Regions from separate parts of the Homo sapiens genome. Here region 2 is linked to region 1. The links are chromatin loops, found by intact Hi-C in ENCODE. Cell type or tissue: gastrocnemius medialis. All regions are shown on one strand. Links, peaks and the distances in the headings refer to the core of each region. The heading gives the core; the rest is flanking DNA. Region 1 holds the start of PPP1R3C (protein phosphatase 1 regulatory subunit 3C). Region 2 holds the start of ANKRD1 (ankyrin repeat domain 1).

Region 1 (9,422 bases), core at 551-8,550:
TATTAACAGTTATGTCCAGAGTTAGGAAAAAGTTGATGTGATATGTTTGTGTGTGTGTGTGTGTGAGTGAGGGGAGTGGACTCGTAGAGGAGGAGAGGTTTAATTTTGTCATATGAGAAAGAAAGTGTTATGGTACCTTACAAATAGGGGACTTGTTTTCAGTCTGGACTCCTCTGCCAAAGGGTCTTCAAAACCCCTCCAATAGCTAAGTTCACAGCTGAGTCCAGAAACCAGATACAGAGCTAAAAAATAGACTATTCAGGACAATATGAATCTGGTGAGTAAATAGTGGCCTAGGTAGGCAGAGAGCCTCTGCATCTCATAGGCTATTGGATTTTCAAGTAAAAATACAGATTGCAAAGTCAGGATATAAAGATTTAGTAAAAAAAAAAACTAGAGGTGCACATCCCTGCCCAGATAGAGCAATGAGAACACACACAAAGCATCCAGGCCCACCCAGTGCTGACACATCCCATCAGCTGTACCCATGAAGAGTTTTCTCCTGCTTCTTAGAAAGGAGGAACTTGAGATAGGAAAGAATGTGTACTTAAGAGTATACATTAGGCTGGGCGTGGTGGCTCACACCTGTAATCCCAGCACTTTGGGAGGACAAGGCAGGCAGATCACTTGAGGTCAGGAGTTTGAGATCAGCCTGGCTAACGTGGTAAAACCCCATCTCCTCTAAAAATACAAAAATTAGCTGGGTGTGGTTGCACACACCTGTAATCCTAGCTACTCTGGAAGCTGAGGCACGAGAATCGCTTGAACCCAGGAGGCGGAGGTTCTAGTGAGCCGAGATCACATCACTGCACTCCAGCCTGGGAGACAGAGTGAGACTCCGTCTCCAAAAAAAAAAAAAAAAAGAGTATATTTAATACATTGTCTCAGTGAGTTTTTTCTCACTGAGTAATTGCCCCAGTACTTTTCTCTATCCCGTAAGTCCTAAGTTAGTTAAAAAGAAAACTCTCGGCTAGGCGTGGTGGCTCACGCCTGTAATCCCAGCACTTTGGGAGGCCGAGGCGGGCGGATCACCAGGTCAGGAGATGGAGACCATCCTGGCTAACATGGTGAAACCCTGCCTCTACTAAAAATACAAAAAAATTAGCCAGGCGTGGTGGCGGGCACCTGTAGTCCCAGCTACTCGGGAGGCTGAGGCAGGAGAATGGCATGAACCCAGGAGGCGGATCTTGCAGTGAGCCGAGATCGCGTCACTGCACTCCAGCCTGGGCGACAGAGCGAGACTCTGTCTAAAAAAAAAAGAAAAGAAAACTCTCTAAGTCACCCAAATTACAGCGTGCAGGACAGTTGAACCAGGCCAGCCATCCTTTTGCAGAATTCCCTCTTGAGGTGCTTTATTCATACATGTTGCTGTGCCATCAAAGCACAGTAGTCCCCCTCCACAGAGGTGTGAATAAAATAATTTCTTCCATACATCCTCCCAATCCTCCCACCCCACCCTATATGTCTAGCCAGCTGCCCTTTTATTGAATAAGCCGTTCTTCAGCGCCTCTTATGAGAATTACCCACTGTATCATATATATGAAATTCTGATATGTAAGTAGTCTATTTTATGAACTCTTTCATCTCACTGATCTGTTTCTTTACACACACACCAATTCCAGTTTATTTTTTAAACTTTAACTTTATAACAAATTTAAGCTGACTGGGCTAGTATCTCATTTTTCTTTTCAAAAATACTTTTTCTTCTTATTTTGATTTTTCTGATGTTGAAGTTTCCTATGAATTTCCGTACATTTTGGCTAGTTTCTAATTCTCCCCCTGAACAAGTCATCTCTTTCCCATCTTCCATACACTCACATTAAAGCCTTTTAAAATGCCCTTCAGTAGGTGTTTTAATAATGTCTGCATGGATTATTTCTAACTTACTTGTTTATTCACCCTAATCTTCCGATGAATACAGAGAAACTGCAGCAACTTGATGGAACTATCGACACAAAAGGATGGTACCTCCCCCACAGTCAGATTGTTATTTTATTCTCTGCTTATTTCATTTTGTAGTACTTAGATCTCTAATTTTGTTCATGATAATCCAGCAGATTTAAAAAAATTTTTACACTTAAGATTCTCTCTCTTGGCCTGGCACAGTGGCTCAAGCCTATATAATCCTAGCACTTTGGGAGGCCAATGTGGACAGATCACTTGAGGCCAGGAGTTGGAGACCAGTCTGGCCAACACGGTGAAACCCCGTCTCTACTAAAAATACAAAAATTAGCCGGGCGTCATGGCGCATGCCTGTCATCTCAGCTACTTGGGAAGCTGAGGCAGGAGAATCACTTGAATCTGGGAGGCGGAGGTTTGAGATAGTGCTGCTGTACTCCAGACTAGGCAACAGGTGAGAGTCTGCCTAGAAAAAAAAACCTCTCTCCTTTGACCTCTCCTCCTCATGCTCCCCAGCCAGAATCCTCACCTTTAGCCAAATTCTTCTCCTTGTAGTTACTCAATAAGTCCTGGTCCTCTTTGGCCATCCTGACCCCCAGAGGCTTCTCCTTTCTCTAAAGTCCTGAAGCATGTGTAGCAAATGTGTGTAATATTCACATGATCCATTTGCCACTAAGTCAACCTGATACAGTTATATCATTCTTTTTTTTCATCCGCCCTCCCCTCTCCTTTTCCTCACCTCACCTGAGATACCTACATGTTTCAGGCGGCATCCTGCACTTTCTTTTCTTTTCTTTTTTTTTTTTTTTGAGAGGGAGTCTCACTCTGTCACCCAGGCTGGAGTGCAGTGGCGCGATCTCGGTTCACTGCAACCTCCGCCTCCTGGGTTCAAGTGATTCTCATGCCTCAGCCTCCCGAGTAGCTGGGATTACAGGTGCCCAGCACCACTCCCAGCTAATTTTTTTATTTTTTAGTAGAGAAGGGGTTTGACTATGTTGGCCAGGCTGGTCTTGAACTGCTGACCTCAAATGATCCACCCACGTTGGCCTCCCAAGTGCTGGGATTACAGGTGTGAGCCACCTCACCCAGGCCTGCACTTTCTTTAACCCCTTATTTTGCTAACACTTATGCTTTTCCACCACACCTAGACCATTGTCTGCTCTTACTGGACTATTTTACAAATGGGGTTTGAGGTAAAAACTAAAAAATTTCCAGTAGTGAAAATTATACTTGAAAATCCCTTTAGTGCAAACGGAATGGCTGGTAGCATAGTCTACTTGGCAACAAGCAGATTTGTTAGTCCTTTCACTTCCCCACTTGCCTCTGGGAATATGCCCTTTGAGTGGAACGGTGGGTGGCTGGCACCGTTTCAATGGTGATCTTATTTGCTCTCTTATTTGCTGAGCCACAAAGTTGTATTCTAGTCATCTAAATGCCCTAAAGATGATAGCACATCATATTTAAGTTCTTCCCATTTTCCTGGCCTTCCCAATTCCCGCTACCTCCTTGAAGCTTCCACAGATATTCCACAGCGAGCCTTCTCCTTTCGGGATCTCTTTGGCCTTCGGAGCTGCTTTTTGGTCTTGGTAGCTACCAGTGTGGTGCTTGTCTTTTTCAGAGCAACTCACATACTAGGAGCGTGGATTCTAGAGGGGCTTGAAACCTGATCCTGTCACCTACTAGCTGTGTGATCTTGGACAATTGGCACCTTCGATGTCTTCACGTTCCTCATCTGTGAAATGGGTTTCTACCTCACCGGATTCTTATAAAGATTACATGAGTTAATATTTCTAAGTGCTTAAAACAGTGCCGAGCCCAAAGTAAGCAGTATATGTTTTTCAGGTTGTATCCTTTTACTTAATATTGGAGTTCCTGTTGAATGTAGCTAAAGAAGGAAGAAGAAAATAGTGTACAAGAGCGCTTACTATTAACTGAGACAAATGAATTGGCACCTTTTTTGTTCTCCAAAATGCAAAACCTGCTCCTTTTAATAATAATTAAAAAAAAAAAAAACCAGTTCGCAACTTCCCTGACTCTTTCACTGAAACTCCGTAAGTGATCTTCAAGATCACTTACGAGGTTTCTCTCAGTTACCACTAACTGTGGTTAAAGTACTGACATTTTTATATTAATAACTATGAGGCTGAATTCTCAAGTACTTTCTTGATTAGGCACTGAAAAAAGACAAGCTTGCAGAAAATGAGTTGGCAACTTGGCAACCCCCCAGGGTGTTTTTCCAAAGGCAGCTCTCAGGCAACGTGTTGAGTGAATGCTGTAAGAGACCCACTTGTGTAAGCCCCACAATTATCAGCTCCTTGCTTAGTAGCTTCTTAAAATGTCTGCTGGGTATTCTATGAATTTGTTTTTCTGTAATAATGATTGTAACCTCCTCAAGGTCAAAGGATTATGACTGCTCAGACTTTGTAACCCCTGGCATGGAGCTGGAACTACTGCATAGCTCAATAATTTCCTGCTGATAGATTGATTGTTAAGATGGGTAGGACCAAGCAATGTTTAGATGCTGCCAAACCACAGTGGGAGAAATCCTACGAATAATAGTACAACTCCCCACGATTCCTTTCTACTCTGTCTTCATTGGTGCAACCTACAACTAAGAACACTGATTCCATCCTAGTTTCTCTCATCCAATAATGAAGGGGAGCAAAAGCTGGGAAGGAGACAGAAGTGAAAAGCCTGGATCATCCAATTTAGAGGTTTATTGAGTGAGTGTTGAGTCCTTTTAGGAGAAAGCATGGTCTCCCTGAATCTTCCATTTGAAGGAGCTGAAAGGGAGAGTGACTTCTATGGCATTAGTCAACACCAGGGGGCAGGAGAGAAAGCTGTATGAATGGAACAGGCTGAAAGGGTGGTGTGAGTAAATGGCACAAGCATGTGAAAATTTCCACCACGGTTCTTGGCACCTAGCAGTACGCTATATGTGTTAGTTGAATCCCAGAGTTTTAACGCCCTTGAAAAATTATTTCTTAATTAGGTCGTGTATGTTCATTGTAGAAAAATTAAGAAAAACAACAGAGCAGCAAAACAACGAAGACATTTTTAATCACTCATAATCTCACCATTCCAAAATGAACTGTTCACATTTCTGTAGAGCACATTCTGTTTTCTATGCATGGATACCTTTCCCTCAAAATGCGATCACCATAAATTGTTATTCATGTTTCTCCATAGTTTTAACTGGTAATATTTACTATTTAGCTCAACATATAATCATGGGTAGAGGAAAAGAATACCCAGGGTTCTAGTTTTGGCTCAGACCTAGCCAGCCCCTGGCAAGCAGCTTGACCTGTCTAAGCTTTCAGTTCCTCATCTGTGAAATAAAGAGTTTGATGCCTATCACCTCCTACCTCCATAATTCTAACCATTGATGGGTCATTAAAATAAGACAATATGGTGCAGCGGTTATTGCTCTGGTATCAGCCAGGCTCTAATCCCTGCTCTACCTGTGAGAACCTGGGCAGGTTTTTTTTTTGTTTTTTGTTTTCGAGATAGAGTCTCGCTCTGTTGCCCAGGCTGGAGTGCAGTGGTGCAATCTCAGCTCACTGCAACCTCCGCCTCCCGGGTTCAAGCGATTCTCCTGCCTCAGCCTCCAGAGTAGCTGAGAGTACAGGTGTGCACCACCATGCCCGGCTAATTTTTGTATTTTTAGTAGAGATAGGGTTTCACCATGTTGGCCAGGCTGGTCTTGAACTCCTGGCCTCAAGTGATCCACTGGGCAGATTTCCTGACCATTCAGTGTCTCCGTTTTCTTTTCTCTAAAATGGGATTAATAATTGGACATATCACATAGGGTTGTTGTGAGGATTGAATTGATAGCACATAGTGTTTGGCACAGAGTAAAGGCTCAACAAGCAGCAGCTATTCTCAATATTTTAGCTCAGGCACCAGGCGCCTTGAGGTGATAGAGTAAAAACTCTAGCTGAGAGATCAAGTAGAAACTTGGGAACTAGCCCGGGTGGAACACAGGCACTGGGCATCGTGCTGAGTCTGTTCATTGGCACCATCTTACTTCATCTTCAGAACGTTACTATCTCTGTTTTACACATGAGGAAACTGAGGTTAGAACTTGCCTAGATTCGTGTAGCTAGTAAGTGTCAATCCAAAGACCTTCCAGCTAGTTTTGGTTGAGCTAAAGGGGCTAGAAGACCTGCCATTAGTTAGATATTTCATTTCAAAAATAAAACCCAGGCATGAAGTCCCTTTCCCAGTGATATTCAGTGTGATTTTTTTCTTCACTCTAATAATTTTAACAATTCCACTGTTTGACAGTTGTTTAAAAGACATAGGAATTTTTGTATATTTTAATTGACTAATGGATAGCTCAATTAGGGGAGCAAAACTAGGATGTGGGTTTTATAAAAATAATTTAGACTTGACTTAGACATTTAATTTTACAGTTGTAAATGATGGTCTAAAAATTCTTCAAACTAATCAAAATAATGAAACTTCAGCGAAAGTGAGTGGCTCAGAAGGCCCATGAAACATACGGCGTGATTTTTTAAATTTTATTTTAACATTTTGATTTCCACACCACTGCCAAAGGACGTCAGAATTGAGTAAGGGGTTTGGGTTGACTGCTGCCTCTTGACCGGCTGTATGTGTGAAAAGGGTCATTTCACTTCCGGCTTTAGTGTTCCCCGCAGGGGAGAAAATTGAAGAATAGACAGAAATACGAAGTGTCTTTTAATTAAATGCCACCTTGGTGTTTTATGGGGCTCGTATGCTTTCCTAACAACATTTGTTAGATAAGTTGGTAATTCCCGGCAGCTGTCTACTGTGTGGTGCATCTGTGAACTCATACTAATCGAAAAGCATGCAGCCAGTTTGGGATCGCGCAGGCTAAGGTGAGGGAGAAATGCGGATACACCGGGTAATGAACGATATAAACATTTCAAATGCGATACACATTCGGTTTGAGCCACATCTTCTGTGTGCAGATTCACCCGCAGTGACCCACAAAGCTATTCCCAAGTAACAGCCGCCCCAAGCCTGAGGCACTGGCGCCCCGCCTGGGCGAGGCTGGCTGCGCTCTCTCTTGGCCGGCGCCCGCTGCATGCGGTACGTGCCTGCCCGGCCCCTAGCCCAGGGTTCCCGTTACGCGGCTGGTTCCAGCTGGCCGCGGAGTCCCAGAACCTCCCCGCGATGCCCAGATAGCTCTCTGCACGTCTCGCCCCGGGGCGATCACGTTGCCGGGGCGAGGGCTGGCGCCCCAGCTGGGCGCTGGTTGGTCGCGCCCTGGGGCTCGAGGCCCGGCGATTGGTCCCAGGGATCGGGTCACGTGCTTGGGAGCAGATAAGCGGCCTCTAGGCGCCGGGCCCTCAGTCTCTCCCAGCGACCGCCGCGGGGGCAAGGCCTGGAGCTGTGGTTCGAATTTGTGCAGGCAGCGGGTGCTGGCTTTTAGGGTCCGCCGCCTCTCTGCCTAATGAGCTGCACCAGGTAGGTTCGCTGCAACTCTGCGCGCTAGGAACACAGGGGAACGCGCAGCTGTGGGGAAGTTGGGGGGCGTTTCAGTTCTATCATCTCTGGAAATGGACACCCCAGGGGGAGGACAAGTGGACTGACTGCGTAGTTGAATCTGGCAACCGAGAGGCCTTGGAGGTGTAGAAATTTGGCTCTATTTCTTAAGCAGAGCCTATTTTAGTAATCAGCATCTTAAAGCAGAAATTATCTTAACGTGAATCAGCTTGAGTTAGGATTTTCTCATGGATGCGGCTGTTCTTTTGGTCCTGCACAAATGTCCCAAAGACTCGGGCAGCTGAAGTGGTGAGAACAGCACTCTGACATTGCTGGTTAGGTGGTTTAGCTTGGAGGAAAAAAATTACAGGACGACGTTTGCATTCATTCGTCCTTCTTATCACAGTTTGCCATAGCAAAATCTCAAGAGTTTGAGCAAACGATTACTTTTAACTCTTGTCCAGGACTTAAAGTTCCAAGGAAATCACCCAAACTAAAACTGTCTTTCTATAAATGCAAAAAGTAAAAAAAAAAAAACAAAAAAACCAAAAAAAACCTCCCATAAAACTACTTTAAATAGCTTCTCCAGACATAGCTTAGCAGAAGACTTCTCTAAAAATCCTGCCTATTAACTATTATTAGACCCACAAATATAGCTTTAGCTTTCATTTGTTTGTTCTAAGTTTGCAGATCTCCCAGAAAAACCCCAGAGCTAACACAGTAAATTCTGCGAGTGTTATTACACACTTTTGTGATAATGACCACTTGCATACATGTTTAGAGCTGCTGTGAGGAGAGTTACTAAAGCCAGACTGAGAAATGTCGTGTACAGTATACACACACCTCTTACTTGTAAGGCTAAGATAGGGAAAAAAATCTTAATACCATAAGCTTGGAAATATATGATGAGGGCTAAAGGTCAGAGAAAAGTCTTCTTTATAGATGCTTCTTGGTTTAATATTGCTGAGCATAGTCATGTTTAAAACTTTAAATGGTTTTATTGTCTTTCTACTTATAAATGTCTATTAGAAAATGCCAAAAAAGAACAAAAACGAAAATAGATAATCTATAATCCTATCACCCAGAAATAATAATTATTAAATTATTAGGAAAGGTGTATTTCCTATAGAGTTTTTCAATATTTATAAGTTTGTATATATAAAATGTATATTTTAAAACACTCCAACTTTCAGGTAATCAGTTTTTCCACTTAAATGTGGACTTGTCATGGGCATCTCTTTAGGTGAATTATCAATTATATAGTTTTTAAGTGCATATGAATTGTTGGCTTGTATTTCAGTGGTTATTTGTGAAAAATAAGAGCATGATAATCAAAGTGCAAAGATGATTCTTTGACTTCTTCTCTAGCCTTCTCACTCTCAAAACTGTTGCATGTTATTTTTTTTTTTTCAAGTGAATTACCTTACCAGAGAAGTGTCAATCAATTTAGCAGCAAAATAAGCCAACGTAGCCAGAGGGAGCAGAGGGTCTGGAACTGTGGCTCCTGAACCTGTCTGGTCATTAGAATCACCTGGGAAGCTTTAAGAACATACCCATCCCTTGGCCCTAGCCCCAGAAGTTCTGCCTCAGTAGTTCTGAGTCCCAGGAATTGGAAAGAAAGAAGAAAGAGAAAGAGAGAGAGAGAGGAAGAAAGGAAGGAAGGAGGGAAGGAGGAAAGGAGGAAAGACAAGAAAGAAAGAAAATGAATTCCCTAGACATAGTGACCAGACAGGTTTGAGGACCACTGGTCCAGAACAGAGCACACAGTTCTCAAGGCTGCCTTGGAGATAATCAAATCGAACCCTTTTATTTCTCAGATGGGGAAACTGAGACCCCCATCACCCTCTAAGTGTTTTAAGCAATTAATAGCCTTTAGCCGGCCAAGGGTAGAGGTAGACATAGAAGATCTGATCACTTAATACTGTTCTCTTTTACTACATATGATAGCACCTGCCTGATATCTAGTGCACTGGCTATAATTCAGTCAGCACAAAAATAGTACATATGTATTTGGCACTGGGGAAGAGCATTTCCGATCCAGGTGATAATCC
Region 2 (9,422 bases), core at 985-8,984, 710 kb after region 1:
GGCATGGTGGCATGCACCTGTAGTCCCAGCTGCTCAGGAGGCTGAGGCAAGAGAATTGCTTGAACCCGTGAGACAGAGGTTGCAGTGAGCCAAGATCGTGCCACCGTACTCCAGCCTGGACAACAGAGCAAGCCTCTGTCTCAAAACAATAAAATAAAATAAAATAAAATAAAATAAAATAAAATAAAATAAAAAATAAATGAGTAAATTGTATGTGTGTGTTTCCCATGGTCTTAGCATAGGCAAGAGTCTTCAACAATCAAAATTCTGAGACCAGAATAACAATAGCTTGACTGTCCACTACAACTTGGAGAAAATACACGTGTATTTAGATACATATTCATTTAATTCTACACCCTCGAGCAGTATTCTCAATGCTGGGAGGAAATTAGAATCAACTGGAAAACTTTAAAAAATACCAATTCCTTGGATCTTTGAGCAGAGATTTGGATTTCATGTGCCTGAGCTGAAGCCTGGGCATCAGCATTTTTTTAGAAGCTTCACAGAGGATTCTAAGATGCACCCAGCTTAGAGAATCACTGCTTGAAGAAATGTTAGTTCACACCTGAGAAGCCCTGACTCTGCGATTACAACTGTTGGGGTTAGTTAGCATTTGAAAGACACTAATGAGCTGCCCCCACTCCAGTGGAGGTAATCCCAAGTACTTTACCTATCTTTACCTTTGATAGTATTGACAGATTAATGGTTAATTAGCATGAGAAATGTTACCAATTATTTCTCATTGAAAGGAGAATTTGAAATATGTGGTTTGGTTAGAAAAGAATATGAGCCCTGCTGGGTCTCAGGTAAATATTTATTTAGCCCCACTATGTGTCAGGCACTTTTCTATGCAGTTGGAGTCCTAGGCTTATAGTGAGTGCTAGGACTCCATCCTATCTTGTGTTAGGCCATATGTGGAGGAGTCTGTAATCACCTTGAGTGGACTAGAAAATTAGCTGAAATATGCTGCCAGAATGTGGTTGTGGTTTCATTTGCTTCAAGTGAAACTTTTTCTTTTATTTTTTTTTAAATAAAAAAACATAGAGCCAGGATCTCGCTATGTTGTCTAGGCTGGTCTCGAACTCCTAGGGTCAAGTGATCCTCCTGCCTTGGCCTCGCAAAGTGCTGAGGTTACAGGCATGAGCCACCATGCCTAGTCAAGCGAATCTTTTGTGCTGGACACTGTCCAAGGGCCTAAATGGACAAAGGGCTGGGCTTCATGAGTTTACTGAATAGTGCATGTGGCCCTTTGTGCCTGTTGGCTGGTGTGAGTTCATATGTGTGGCAGAATTTGCACTGAGATACCTTATTTACTGTAACAAGGCACCTGCTGTAAGGTGTGGAGGTGAGACCTACAGCCTTCACCTACCTCTAACGTCAGGAGGCCACCGATATCCGTAAAAAGTAACCTACTGTGGGCAGCCCAACTGTGTTAGGGCAGTTTGTGCCCTTTCTATCCAGAGTCCTGGGCAGAAGGACTTTAGTCTTGATTCTGCCTTTCGAGAGGCAAGGAAGGCAGGTGCCACAATCCTGCTGAAAATGTTTCCAGTACTTTTCTGCTTTTCAAATACAGGTTATCCCATTCCTGGCAGGGGAGGGGAAACAACATTAAACCTTATTTGCTTCACTTTTATGACCTTCCTTTGGCATTTTCAAACACGTAACTGAGCCATGGCTTGCTGGTCAGGCTAAGTCAGCCACTTCTCTGGGCCAAGGAAGGTGCGTAACAGCTGGGACTGGGAAGGCTATTAAAAGGGATGGCAAAATGAGCAATTGTAAGTACAACAGTGGAACAAGGAGGTTTCCAAGTCAGAATCTGGCTACAGTCCTTGGAGCACTTCCTTTTAGTATCAAGTTGGGTGTTCTAAGGACAAGGAGTGTTAATAACAATAAAATTTTATGTGCTATAAAATGCCTTTTTAGAAAATAAAAATGCCCATTTTAAAAAAACAGCCTACATGTCCACAAATGAGAAAGTGGTTAAATAAGAAATGGTAGGTCCGTGCATGGAAATTCATGCAGTTGTTTCTAATAGCAAGATAGATTTGTTTGTGCAGATAGGAGACAATCTGTAAGACACGGTTACTGAGCGAAAAATAATCAAGTATCAAATCGACAGTAAGATCTGAACTAAATAACATTCTCTGTGCTATTTTTAACAATAATGTGTCTATTATATAGTTAAAATATAAGAATGAAAAGTTGGAGTAGAAGTAGAACGTCTGGAACTTCATATTTTATACAGAAAGATAAAACTGCCCTTGGACTTGGAGCTGAGCTATGGCACATGGATCTGGGTGGGGTCCAAGCGCCTCTTTTAATCCCTAGGTGACAGCAGTAATTGCTTTAGGTGCTACTTCTCTGCTTCTCACTTTCTCCAGCTATAACCATGGTCCTAATTCTAGTCACATGTCATTTCACCCATGGAAATGCATAAATCCTGAGGGGAGTGGGAAAAGGCTCATGGGGTGACACTGGAGAAGCTCAGGGATGCTTCCTTTACTCTTTCTGGTTGGAGATGGGTGATGCCAAGTTGCTTTATGATTGTAGAACCAACTAGGACCTTTATTGTTTTAATTCATCTTAGTAAGGATAGATTATGTCCAGATTGAGGCTATGATAAAGCCAAATACACAAATATAAGAATTTACACCACTGGGTGAACTTTTATGGGAAGGATGCTTCTGAAAAACAAATGACAGAAAACTCTCCGCCAGGGGAATTTTTTTCTCAATTTTGATGAATAAGAACGATTTGAAAATACAATGGTTGTTGTTTTTATCTTTTTAGAGAGCTAAAGGTGCCTAGAATCTCTTTTCAAAAAGCAGATTCTCTCATGTTTTTTTTCTTTATTTGTTGTCATATTCTTTTTACATCTTCTGACCACTTATCCTCAAGTTGTACCTCTCATGTTTTATAATGACAAGCTGGATCAACATGGGAAAAGGTTGAACTGGCAGTGATTTCACCAGCCCTGACATCCTTGCATCCACCAGCGTGCTCCTTTAAGTTCAGCCCATTCCATCAACTCATCTTCAAGTGTCATCCTCTGCAAAGTTTTCTTCAAGACTTCCTGGAGCCTCTCTATAGAATCAGCTAGGTTTCAAGGGATAATTAAATGCCTGGAGAAAGAAAAGGGCTTGGTAAGCCTCCCTGCCCACTTTCACTTGCATTCTTTGAGGTGATTGAAACAGTAAGGAGCCATTTAATCAGTTTTGGTTGCATCCTGAGTGGGTCTAGGTGAGACTTGCCCTAGGAAATCTTTTGGGCTCAATGATTGTCTGCTTCTGTTGGATGGAATCAGGACTCTTCAACCTAGCATTCACCAACTAGCTGTGCATCTGCAGCAAGTTACTTAATGTTTCTTTGCCTCAGCATCCTCTCTGTAAAATGAGAGCATTAGTCTTGCTCCAACTTCGAGGGCATGGACAGCTCTGGGATTTCATATCCAAGACCCTTAAACATCCCACAGTCCTTCCCCCAAACACTTCTCCTCCTAATACCTCCCTCAGTTTGGGTCAGGCCTGGAACAAAAAGGCATACGAAATGGTAGAAAAAGTGTCCATGACTACTTCTGACTTAGATGAAGAGACCAATGAAAATAGTAATGACTCTGTTTGCTTCAGCAGGACATATACTAAAATAGGAGCTATACAAAGAAGATTAGCATGGACTCTGTGCAAGAATGACACACAAATTTGTGAAACATTCCATATATTAAAAATAAATAAATAATAAAGAGAAAAGGAAAAAATTAAAAAGAAAATAGTGATAGCTGTGTCCATCTCAAAGAAAAGCCCAGGAGATTTCCTTTAATTAACCCCCTTTTAAGATAGAATATTAGGAGACCGGAACATATGATACAGGAGGTACTGGGAGGGTCCCTCTTTGTCAATGTTTTGTCTTGGGGTGGGGAGTCGATGTCTTCTCAAAGTTTCAGAAACACCATCCACTGACTGAGCATTCAAGGGGGAAGAGGAGAATGGCAGCCACATTTGTTGATTGGGTGAGTTTGGGGAGAAATAGACACACAAAGGTCAAACATAACTTCCTAATTAACACTTCCCTCCATTCACAATTCCCTTCTCCCATTCTTCTCTCCTTTCTTTTACTGAAAAAAACCCAGTTTTTCCTGAAACTATAAAAAGACCCCAGTATTTTTACATAATTTACACCTCAAAGATTAGAAACCAGAAATAGAGACCTTTTTCAACCCTTCCGGAAGCAAAGTGCATTATCCCTCCAGCCACGTGTCTCAAATCTTGATGCATCAGAATCATCTGGGTGCTTTGAAATTCAAGATGATTCCTACGAGTTACCATAAATCAACTCAGAATTCCCTGGAGTGGGGCCCAGGGATCTGTATTTCTGACAAGCTCCCACAGGTGATTCCTTTCCCCACAGCATTTGAGAACTTCAGCTCAATGACCTAATCAGAGTCCTGCCATTGCTAATAACTGGTCTCATTTTTTTCATATATATATATAGTATTTTTGGTAGAGATGGGATTTTGCCATGTTGCCCAGGCTAGTATTGAACTCCTAAGCTAAGCAATCTTCCTGTCTCTGCCTCCCAAAATGTTGGGATTACAGGTGTAAGCCACTGCACCCGGCTGATAGCTGGTTTCATTTACTCTATTTCTTGACCACTCTGATCCATTTTGAAGTAAAAATGCTCCAATTATTATGCTGTTTTAGAACACGGTAAGCATGTCATGTGCTAATTATGGCCAGTGACATCATAAAAGAAAAGTGCATTACTGAATGCTTTCAATTTCTTATAATGATGGTAAGGTGGCATGTCATGGGGCCTATTTAGCCCCAGACATCACTCCAAAGAATTCCAAACAGATATAGACAAGTGCCTTTAGGGCCCAGATCCCTTCCCCTCAGGCTGTTTACCCAGGGAATAGGATGTCCTGGGACAAGTTTCCCCTAAGTGAAGTGTTGATAAGTCTGCTTATCAGAAAGATATTACTGGGGGTGTGATATGTAGGGCATCTACATTTTCTTGATAGGTAGTCATATGAAAGCTGACAAAGAAAAAAAGGGCAGTGATGTGGTGCAATGTCAACAGACAGCTGTCCCCTGACTCTTGACAAATAGGATGACTTGCATTGCTGAGCGATGTGATCACCACCAAAGGAATGGCCCTCTCACATTTCTTCCTGATTCACATATTCAGCAGGGTTAGCTTGTCCTCCCCTCCCTCTTCAGCTTCCCAGACACTGAGTCTGGAATGAAAATTCACCTGCCTCTGAGTTGGCTCCTAATGGGGGTGGGAGTGTTACTTCGGTTCCCAGGTTGGAAGATTATCTCACCCGGCCCCAGCTATATAAGCTGACCGGTGTGGAGGGGCCCAGCAGGGCCAACTCCAGGGATTCCTTCCACGACAGAAAAACATACAAGACTCCTTCAGCCAACATGATGGTACTGAAAGTAGAGGAACTGGTATGTAAGATGCATTAATTTTATAAAATGAAAACTGGTTCATCTTGGTTTTTATTTGAAAATTGAAATGCCCTTTGCTTTCAGGTGTAATGCAAGGGAACTCTGAAAATGTCATATATGGAAAAAGGTTGATGTGATGAAACAAGTGAAATTGGAAAAAAAAAATGGAGCTACCAGTAATGAATTCTCTGCATATTTCCTATTTAATATCTTCTCCTTTGGTTTTATTACTACAGTGTGGAATCACGTGTAGTTATCAAAATGTCTTAGGGAAGAAGTGTTATTGAAAGAATGTAAGCCCGGAAACTTTACAATAAGGCGAAACTCATCAAAAGTACCTAAAGTTGAGTTTTAATTAAGCAGAGAAGGTTTTTGATTTTCCTAAAAGAAATGTGATTAAGCAGATTAAAAGTAGATTTAATCTGTCAACCTAACCCAAGCTTTGATTTAACCAAGAGAGTAGGACAAGCATCTGAAGGTAATTCTGGGACAATTGTAGCAGTGTGCATCGCAGCTTGAGATCTGAGAGTGCACTGCTCAAAGGTGGCTGTTCCCAGGGGAGAAGGACCAAGAGCCTCCTGCGGCATTGTCTGTGAAGAATGACCCAGGACGAGGCTGCTGCTTCTGACGCTGCCATCTTCTTCCCTCATAGGTCACTGGAAAGAAGAATGGCAATGGGGAGGCAGGGGAATTCCTTCCTGAGGATTTCAGAGATGGAGAGTATGAAGCTGCTGTTACTTTAGAGAAGCAGGAGGATCTGAAGACACTTCTAGCCCACCCTGTGACCCTGGGGGAGCAACAGTGGAAAAGCGAGAAACAACGAGAGGCAGAGGTGAGAGCCATCTGTGGAATCCACTAGTAGGATGTTGGGGCTGGGGTAGGGAATGGAAATGTCAGGGAAGGAGAAGAGAGAAACAAACCCAATCATTAAGATGTCTCTTTACCAGATTCTAACCCGTAAAGAGGCAACTTGTATGGAACAGGTTTTGGGAAATAACTCTTTGACAAGACTATGACCTCTGAATTCTGAATCAATGAATAAATGTGCTGTGACCATGTTTTGATTGAAAGATACACATGTCCAGTGAATTCCTGATGTTACACACCATGTAGTTAATCCCAAGCAACGGAGATCTCTTTTTCTCAATAACATGGTCTGTGGTCCATAGATCATTGTTTAACTGTCTGCTATCTGTGTTGACACAATCTGTGTTTCTGGGTGAATTTTCCTTAATTACTAACACAGATAAAATTTGCTTTAGTTAGCTGTGGTCCCTGGACAGTCTGTTTTAGAAGGCTCTGCTTAGTGAAAGAGAATGACATTGATATTTCAGAGCTTAACATTTATTGTTAGATTCTTTTTATCATGCTCAAAAATTAAACCAAGTTTTGAGCATAATTTTAAAAATCCTTTAAAAATCTAAGACTTGCTTATGGCATTAATTACAAAGTCATCACTTAGAGACCAGATCGTGTCCTCAATTGGTCAAGGGCTGATTCTACAAGCAACAGAAGTAAAGATGATGGCAATTAGCTGAAAATTAGACTCCCAGATAAATATCTGAATAAGAAATCCCTAAAATGAAGTCAAAGATTTATATAATTTTTAAAAAATGTTTTTGCTCAAACTGTTCACATGTTTATCTCAGACCTTGCAGATTTAGTTTAGACACAACCAGAATGCTTGTCAGTAGAACTCACCATATTTTTGAAATACGAATTTCTTTTTTAGCTCAAAAAGAAAAAACTAGAACAAAGATCAAAGCTTGAAAATTTAGAAGACCTTGAAATAATCATTCAACTGAAGAAAAGGAAAAAATACAGGAAAACTAAAGTTCCAGTTGTAAAGGAACCAGAACCTGAAATCATTGTAAGGGCTTTTTTTTTGGTTTCCAGTAATACATGTCCAGTGTTGTGCTACAGGGGAGCAAATATCTGTGGAGGGTTTGATTGAATGCTGGCAAGCTCACGGTAACTCTCATGCTATATATATATATATATATATATATTTATTTATTTTGGCTTTAGACGGAACCTGTGGATGTGCCTACGTTTCTGAAGGCTGCTCTGGAGAATAAACTGCCAGTAGTAGAAAAATTCTTGTCAGACAAGAACAATCCAGATGTTTGTGATGAGGTAAGACTCATGCAAAGCACTGCAAAATCCAGCTCATTAATTTTATGTTTCTTATGCTTTACTCCAGTCTTGCTAATATAGTGCCAAAGTCCTTCCACCTGAAACAGTTTCCCCAGCTGTTGCTGTGTATGCCAGGAGCCTAATAGGAGAGTTCAGTGGTCCAAAAAATAAATAGATATTAGATCAGTGATACGGATTGCATTGTTTTTTGCACTCATATACATCTGGCTGATTTTTCAGTTTTTCTTTAACTTCTTAGATTCTTGGGATAAGACTTTTAATGTGGGCCAAAAAGTCACCTTTAGAGATATATTATTAGCATCATCTTTGATTAAAACCAAGCACGTCAACACTAGATAAGAAATCTGGAGATTGGAGTTCAGGGGCCAGTTGTACCACTACTTGGCTATTTGGTTTTGAGCAGCTAATTTGCATCCTCTGGGCTGTGGTTTCCTTATCTGTAAACATGGGGCATTGGAGTGAAATAACGCCTAAAGTTGTTCCAGCTCTAATAGTTCATTAGCCCATTCAAATAAAGCCAATTTATCAGAAATCACTAATCTTTTTGTATTCTTTCCCCCATGAAGTGAAATTGGGGACCGCTTCTGAAGTTGAACTAAAAACATGTCTCCCATTCTCCTAAAAATGAATGGAAACTTTTTGATAGTCTAGCAACAGTCCCAGATGCAAGAAAGCTGTCTGATCTGCATGGTAATGCTACATGAACAAGGAAGGTGCAAGATAGAAGAAACGGAGATGTCAGCATTTAGATAGTTTTGAGCCTTTAAGTTCACACTCCTCAACGTAGGCCTTTGAGCCCTTGGAAATGTATATTGGAGGAAGCTCAAATATTAGTTGCAGGATAATTGTTCTGATTCTGCAATTTTAGTTAACTTTGACATTTCTATTCATAAAGAAGCACTTGAGTTTCTATCAGTTAGGTCATCAGAATCTCCAGCTTCATAGCTCTTAAAAGGGTTTACACACATTTTTATATTTATTGCTATCTCTGTTTAAAATCTCTGTTCTGATAGTATAAACGGACAGCTCTTCATAGAGCATGCTTGGAAGGACATTTGGCAATTGTGGAGAAGTTAATGGAAGCTGGAGCCCAGATCGAATTCCGTGATATGGTAAATATATTTCTTTGCTTGGGAATGAGCCAAAAGAAGTAGACTATATGAAGCTCCGGAAAACCTCCAATGCAAAACCGAGCTGATTGGATTGAAAATTGATCTGAGAGAACTAGGCAAAAGCTCATTTCTCCAAATAAAGGAAAGTTGGGAGATGAGAGTAGGTCATGTGAAAATATTTTCCATACATACTGAAAATAGAGGAATATTTCAGGGAAAAGAAGGAAGTGAAAGCTGTTAAACTGAATTCAATATCCTCATCAGCGAGTTAGTCATTCATTTTCGACACTTGCCTTTCAACAGCCTTGTCCCTCCATTGTTCACAGGGCAGCCTGCTTATGGTTGGCTGCCAGCAACATATACGAATTCTCTAGCTGCACACTTTATATGATAGATGCCAATTGCTACCAATGAGATTTGGGGCTAGACTGCATATGAAATGAATTGCATCTATGGAAAGTAGCTGCTATTCAGACCTCAATAATTCAATCACTGTGATTTCTACGAAGACCAGTATGCAGCATAATTTATGAACTGAAGATTGAGCTGGGAAAATTCTTTATGTATTTAAATGCAGCTCATTTTGACTTTATAGCAAAGCGGCAACGGGATATCAAAGAAATCCAAGGGACTTGGCCAAAATTGAATCCAAAACATAAACACATTGAAAAAAAAATCAAGAAACAAAATATGAAGTTTGCAT

Evidence for each region. Peaks named below come from ENCODE experiments on the same cell type or tissue, not always from the same donor. Only the 100,000 strongest peaks of a DNase experiment are listed, where the experiment ranks them.
Region 2: it touches region 1 in a loop (5-fold over the local background); 3 of 110 quality-filtered maps call a loop at or near these places.

The regions. Positions count from the first base shown.
Region 1 is chr10:91,630,887-91,640,308 of GRCh38, reverse strand. PPP1R3C (protein phosphatase 1 regulatory subunit 3C) reads left to right here and starts at 7,238. Exons shown (of 2, transcript NM_005398.7): 1 at 7,238-7,353. The coding sequence starts at 7,340. RefSeq lists enhancers at 6,606-7,105, 7,106-7,607 and a silencer at 7,132-7,271. In gastrocnemius medialis, for the core only: CTCF peaks have their summits at 4,727 (motif pointing right) and 6,930; DNase peaks (open chromatin) are centred at 4,758, 5,858 and 7,088; H3K4me3 peaks cover 2,580 bases; H3K27ac peaks cover 3,814 bases.
Region 2 is chr10:90,917,029-90,926,450 of GRCh38, reverse strand. It overlaps ANKRD1 (ankyrin repeat domain 1), which reads left to right and starts at 5,364. Exons shown (of 9, transcript NM_014391.3): 1 at 5,364-5,450; 2 at 6,103-6,282; 3 at 7,183-7,320; 4 at 7,479-7,586; 5 at 8,621-8,719. The coding sequence starts at 5,424. It also overlaps the pseudogene RNU6-740P. RefSeq lists an enhancer at 275-1,161. In gastrocnemius medialis, for the core only: no CTCF peak of the experiment used is centred there; DNase peaks (open chromatin) are centred at 1,718 and 5,140; H3K4me3 peaks cover 965 bases; H3K27ac peaks cover 6,037 bases.